2 separate regions of the Homo sapiens genome follow, and region 2 is linked to region 1. The links are chromatin contacts, found by Hi-C or POLR2A ChIA-PET in ENCODE. All regions are on one chromosome and are shown on one strand. Each heading gives the region's core, a stretch centred on a gene start or an enhancer-like site at or near the end of the contact. The rest is flanking DNA. Distances are from core to core; before and after follow the strand shown.

Region 1 (2,751 bases), core at 233-2,732:
AATTTTAAAAAATAAAATAAAAAGTACAATTTCTTACCCTGCCTCTAGACATACTGATTATTAAAAATCTCCCGTTGGGGAGGGGTCTGGTGTTTGGGAACCAGCACACTCCCTCTCCTGACCTCCCACAGCAGAGGGTGAAGGCTACCACCAGCTGACCAGTCATAAGACTTTGTCTTCTTTCTGTTTCTAAAAGAGATTTCCTCATTTTCCCTTAGCAAATAGGGAAAGACCAAAAAAAAAAAAAAAAAAAAAGAGTTCTTTCCCACAGCTAACCTAAATCTTGGCTGCATTTCTAGGCCTCTCATCTGCATAATAACTTCACTGATGATTTCAGAGTTTGCTTTCTTCACCCTGAATGTTCTGGGTTTATTTCTTCATTCAATAAAAATTAATTCAGCACCTCCTACTCACCAGGTCCTTTAGTAGCTGTTGGGGAGATGAGCAAAATGGACACTATCCTTGGCTTTTGCATCTTATAGCCTTTTAAGGGAGTCAGACAGTTAAATTTGCAATGGTGGCTCATGCCTATAATCTCAACACTTTGGGAAGCCAAGGCAGGAGGATCGCTTGAAGTCAGGAGTTTGAGACCAGCCTGGGCAACATAGTGAGACCCTGTCTCTACAAAAAATTAAAAAATTAGCCGGGTATGGTAACACATGCCTGTGGTCCCAGCTACTTGAGAGGCTGAGGTGGGAGGATTGCTTGAGCCTGGGAGGAGGTCACGGTGCTTCAGTGAGCCTTGATTGCACCACTGCACTCCAGCCTGGGCGACACAGCGAGACCCTCATCTCTAAAAAATAATAATAAAAAAAATAGCATGTCAGGATGTCAGGCTAGGGCAGATGTTGGGATGGTAAGATGGGGTGGGGCAAAGCCTCCTGAAGAAATGAAGGGTCGGGTATGGTGGCTCATGCCTGTAATCCCAGCATTTTGGGAGGCCGAGGCAGGCGGATCCCTTGAGCCCAGGGATTTGAGACCAACCTAGGCAACATAGCAAAACCCCATCTCTACAATAAAATAAAATAAAATAAAATAAATAGCTGGGTGTGGTGGCGTGTGCCTGTAATCCCAGCTACTCAGGAGGCTGAGGCAAGAGAATTGCTTTAGCCTGGGAGGTGGAGGGTGCAGTGAGTGGTGTTTGTACCACTGCTTTCCAGCATGTAGCAAGAGAGTGAGACTCAACTGGAAGGAAGGAAGGAAGGAAGGGAGGGAGGGGAAAGAAGGAAAGGAGTGCTAATTTGCGGACTTAGGATAAGTAGCAGTTAGTCCAAGGATGTGGAAGGGAGGGTGGAGAGCAAAGATCCTGGCAGAAAGACCAGCATATGTGGGGCTGAAGGCAAAAAAACAGAGAATGCTTGACAAACTGAGTGAAAATTCATACAGTCGGGCACTCTGCCTCACAAATCCTTCTGTCATTTCTACAGTTCTCCCAGAAACCCCTTGAAACTCGCCTGTGACTCTCTAGGCTCCCTGGAGTCCAGAGCAAGACAAAGAACTTTTGTCTGATCAGCTGAGATATAATGAGAATGACCCCCAGGTTCCTTATTTATGCATCCGGCATGCAGCTTGCTTTTGTAAGAATAGCACTGTATTGCTGACTCATAGTCAGCCATGCATTTTACAATAATCCCACAATGTCTGCCCTGGATTTTCTTTCTGCCTAACTTCCTGTTCAGCCTTCTTTTAAAAAGCCTTGCCTCTGTGCTCTCTTTTTACTTATCTCTTTCTTTGAAATGGATCACGTCTAGAATTTGTGGGTTTCAGGGAAATCTGCCATCCCAAGGGTCCTTCTCCAATGAAATTAAGGTCAAATTGAGATTTGGAATTGAAAGCTGATTAGTCTGAATGCCCACATCTTAGAGCATCTAACCAATCTATCTGCCCATCAGGGTGACTGATCCCATCCCTGTCTTATTTGCTGCTGTGGGGGTGAGGGCAGGGGGTGGAGAAGGATGGAAGCAGAGTCAGCGCCAGACAGTGATGTGCCACGCAGAATAGAATCTCTGCACAGCGTCTCCTGGAAGGGGGAGGGGGGCAGATGCTGACAGACTCGTGGGAGCCATGCCAAGAGATGGGTCTGCCTGGGTCCCTGACTAAACCAACTAACTCTTCCCAAGCTGATCAGGCTGCAGGGCCAGAGCCCCACTATTCTTCCCTGGGATCCCAAGTGAAGCAATGGGGGCCACGTAGGAATTCATCGGTCAATGCTAGTTTGGTGGGTGAGGGTGGGGAGGTTGGGGAGGAGCAGGCGCGGGGGTGGGTGTGCTTGGATTCGCTCATGGGAGCTGAGCCAGCCCCAGCAGGGAAGAAGGGTCGCTTTGGCATTCATTCTCCTGCAGTTACCAGGCCTCGCCGCCTGCCGGGCTGCTGGTGCGCAGGGCCCAGCCCCCTCCCCAAAGAGCCCCTGAGAGGGGCCAGGAGTGGGGGGAAGGCCACCCGTGGCCTTGTGAGACTGAAGCACAAGCTCCTTCCTCAGCTGCCAGGGAAGAATTTAATTACCAATTAAAGCCCCCTCCATCTGTTTCGGGCCTGCCAGAGAGCTCTCTCTACCCTTTAATTACATCTCTGACAACAATTTAACTCAATTAGCTGGTAAACACAGCAGAATGCAGGCAACCCAGGGCACCCTCTTGTCCCTGCCATCTGTCTGTCCGTCTTGTGCTTTCCCAACTCGCTCTCAGTCTGTCTGTCCTGCCCCTGCTTCCCTGTCTCATTTTGACACCGCCCCCCACCCCTTGGTTTTCTCTT
Region 2 (2,748 bases), core at 215-2,714, 240 kb after region 1:
ACATTAACACATATGACATTACACATACTCACACGTATCTCACCAAGGAAAAGCAGGCTTCTCAGACCCCCTCCACCCCCACCAACAGTAATTAGAATGAGAGAGAGAGAGAGAGAGACAGAGAGAGAGAGAGAGAGAGAGAGAGAATGAACTTGAATCATGGCCTCTAAGAAAATTAATACAAAGAAAAATAAGCTGTTGAGAACCTCTATCATCAGTAACATAACTCTATAGGTACAAAAGAAGGTAGATGTTAAAGACCAAAGGTGGATCAGCTGAAATGTTCATGGATTCAGTTAGTAAAATGTTTGTGCAGTATTTAAGGCCATAATGGGCTCTGATAAAGATTCTCAGAATCTAATAATGGCCTCTCTGGACTTCTTGTCTAATTAGTGGAATAAGGAGCGAGCCAGCTTGGAATTGAGCATTGCTAGATATGAGGGAGAAGGGAAAAAAAAAAGCCAAAGCTGCAAGAAAAATAAACCAGAGTAAAGGAGAAGAAAAACAAGAGCAGCCAGTGCTTTCAGAACTGCTCCTGAGCTGACAACTGAAGTTTATGCCTTGAAATATATGATAATAAGATTTTATGGGAGTGAGCCCCAGGGACCCAAATGTCTCTCTGTAAACAACGGACCTCAGGGAAAAGCCAAGGTTTGAGTAATGTACTCAGTCTCCACTCATGATAAAAAAATAAAAAAAAGCAAAAAAGCAGTGAAGACAGGAAATAACTCCTTTTATTCTAACTGTAGAACCCTGAGTTGCAGCAAATGCCCTCTGAGGGCAAAGACAATCGACAACCAGTATAGAAATACAGTTGTCCCATATTCAGACAAGGGATTTAAACCTCAGCAGCCTCAAAAACCTGAGGTTGTATGAGAAGAACCTAGTAAAGTGCTGCCTGTCCACCCTTCACACATGGGCAATATATGTCCAGAAACCAAATGGTTTATTGTGCAGTGTTGTTCCAGTGGAATTACTGGAGGGACATCAGAATGACCTAATCCTTGAAGCATGTGCCAGTTATCCCAGTGCTGCAAAGAGTTAAACCTGAAAGTGCTGCCTGTTCCCACTCGTTCACAATCCAGATTACCTAGAAAGATATTACCAGCTGAACTCCACACATAGTATGATGGCTTCCTTTGAAGACTTGGGTCAGGTAAAGCTCAAAGTTAGCCTTAAGCAACTACTAAACGATGAAAGTCCCTAGTGTACTCTGAGACTAAATCAGGTTGCCTTTAAAATTCTTCATCTTCAAAGACAACAGCTCTATCCTCTTTTTATAAATGTGAGGCCATGAGACAGCAAAGTGCTATTTCTACTGGCATTAGTTCCACCTTATATATTAAAAAGATATTTGTTGTGCCCTAATCACTCTGGGTCCAAGATCATAAGGGACCTTGTTTCTTGGTGGGAGGCTATAGTGTGAAAAGGTTACTTAGTCATCACTAGCCTCTAGCAATGCTGGAACACCACACATGGGGCTCCTCAAACAGGAAGTCAAAGCCAGTTCTGACCCCTGGATGAACTCTGCATTTTCGGGCAAGAGGCCTGATGAATCTCCAGGGACAGTGCTGCCCTGTGTCTCTGTGTCCATATGTATGTGTTTACTCCTCTGTGTGCATGTGTGGAGGTGGGTGGTACTGAAGGGAAGCAGGGTGTGAAGGTTCTGGATAATTATGAAAATTAGATCTTTTACAGCAGGCTTCAAGCTCAATTTGGGCTGACAGCTCATGAACAGATCATCTGAAGTCTTAATAGGCCAATGCTAGTTCAATAGTTGTATGGTTAAATCATGCACATTTGTGCCTCAGCTGACACAAAAAGCAGACCCAGATGCCTCACATGGATCATGCAGATAAGTCTATATTTAATACTCTTCCTCTCTCGGGGAAGGCCTAACAAAGCAAAACAAAACAGATCTAAAACCATGCTTAAAACTTTCACCAGCCAAAGAAACATTCCAACATTCTTTTCACTATAAAACATCTAATAGTAGAAATGATACATGATTGATAAAGTGATTCTAAATATACTTAATTCTGGTGTCTTTTCAAAATATTTCTGAACCCAGCAGTAACAGATATAATCTTCCAAACTGGGAGTTTTTTCCATTTTTAGTTACCTGTCCCAAAAGCACTTATTCTCTTACTTTCCATTCTTTGCTGGTAGTTTTGTACAATGATGTCAAGATATCAAGGCTCCTGACACATCCTGAATTCTGAAAGAATGTGCTTCCTGAATATTCCTGATAATGGGCTTAGTATCAAAGGGGTTAATGAGGTTGAGTTAAGACAGCATTTCCTGCTTGAAGGAGAACTGAGTCCAACAACACTAGAAGCATTTTCTTATTATTTTTCTCTGCGTTTGCAGTAACTGCTTCTCCTGGAAGCTTTACCTGGGGGAAGGGATAAAGCAATATCACTAACCTGCCTGGCATCTGGCTTCCAGCAGGGAAAGAGGCTCATCCACCTCACCCCTCGGGCTTCTTTAACTGAATTAGCTGTATTAAGTGCCTTGGTAGCCCAGGGAATGAACGTCGTTGATCAGTGTGCCTAGAAAGGCATGTTTTCAGGGTATAATTCTGCCGGAGGAGAATGGACTCCCCAGCACATGGGCCTAAACTGCAGAGTAACAGAGCCCTAAATCTCCAGTTACAGATTTACAGCCTCCATTCTCCTTCTTTACTGCAAATACAATCCGGCAGTAATGGTCTAACACAGCAACACCATCACCAACTGGCTGATGGCT

What was found. Hi-C counts contacts between places; a loop is a spot of excess contacts on that map. ChIA-PET counts read pairs that join two places held with the same protein, here RNA polymerase II (POLR2A). Pooled maps may share reads with other maps.
Region 2: a pooled map shows a loop between it and region 1 (2.5-fold over the local background). The contact joins two enhancer-like sites. A Hi-C loop is called at or near these places in 1 of 50 pooled maps. POLR2A ChIA-PET finds 5 or more read pairs at or near these places in 3 of 52 experiments (HEK293, Panc1 and activated CD4-positive, alpha-beta T cell).

The regions. Positions count from the first base shown.
Region 1 is chr17:48,001,194-48,003,944 of GRCh38, forward strand. No RefSeq gene overlaps it. Among named protein-coding and RNA genes, the nearest start is that of MIR10226, 30 kb to the right of the region's middle. RefSeq lists an enhancer at 1,895-2,449 and a silencer at 2,190-2,484. Within about 2 kb of position 1,483, at least 11 of the 41 ENCODE cell types and tissues checked have a DNase peak (open chromatin) inside an H3K27ac peak, as active enhancers do.
Region 2 is chr17:48,239,732-48,242,479 of GRCh38, forward strand. All of the region lies in intron 4 of SKAP1 (src kinase associated phosphoprotein 1), which reads right to left. Among named protein-coding and RNA genes, the nearest start is that of SKAP1-AS2, 53 kb to the right of the region's middle. Within about 2 kb of position 1,465, at least 14 of the 41 ENCODE cell types and tissues checked have a DNase peak (open chromatin) inside an H3K27ac peak, as active enhancers do.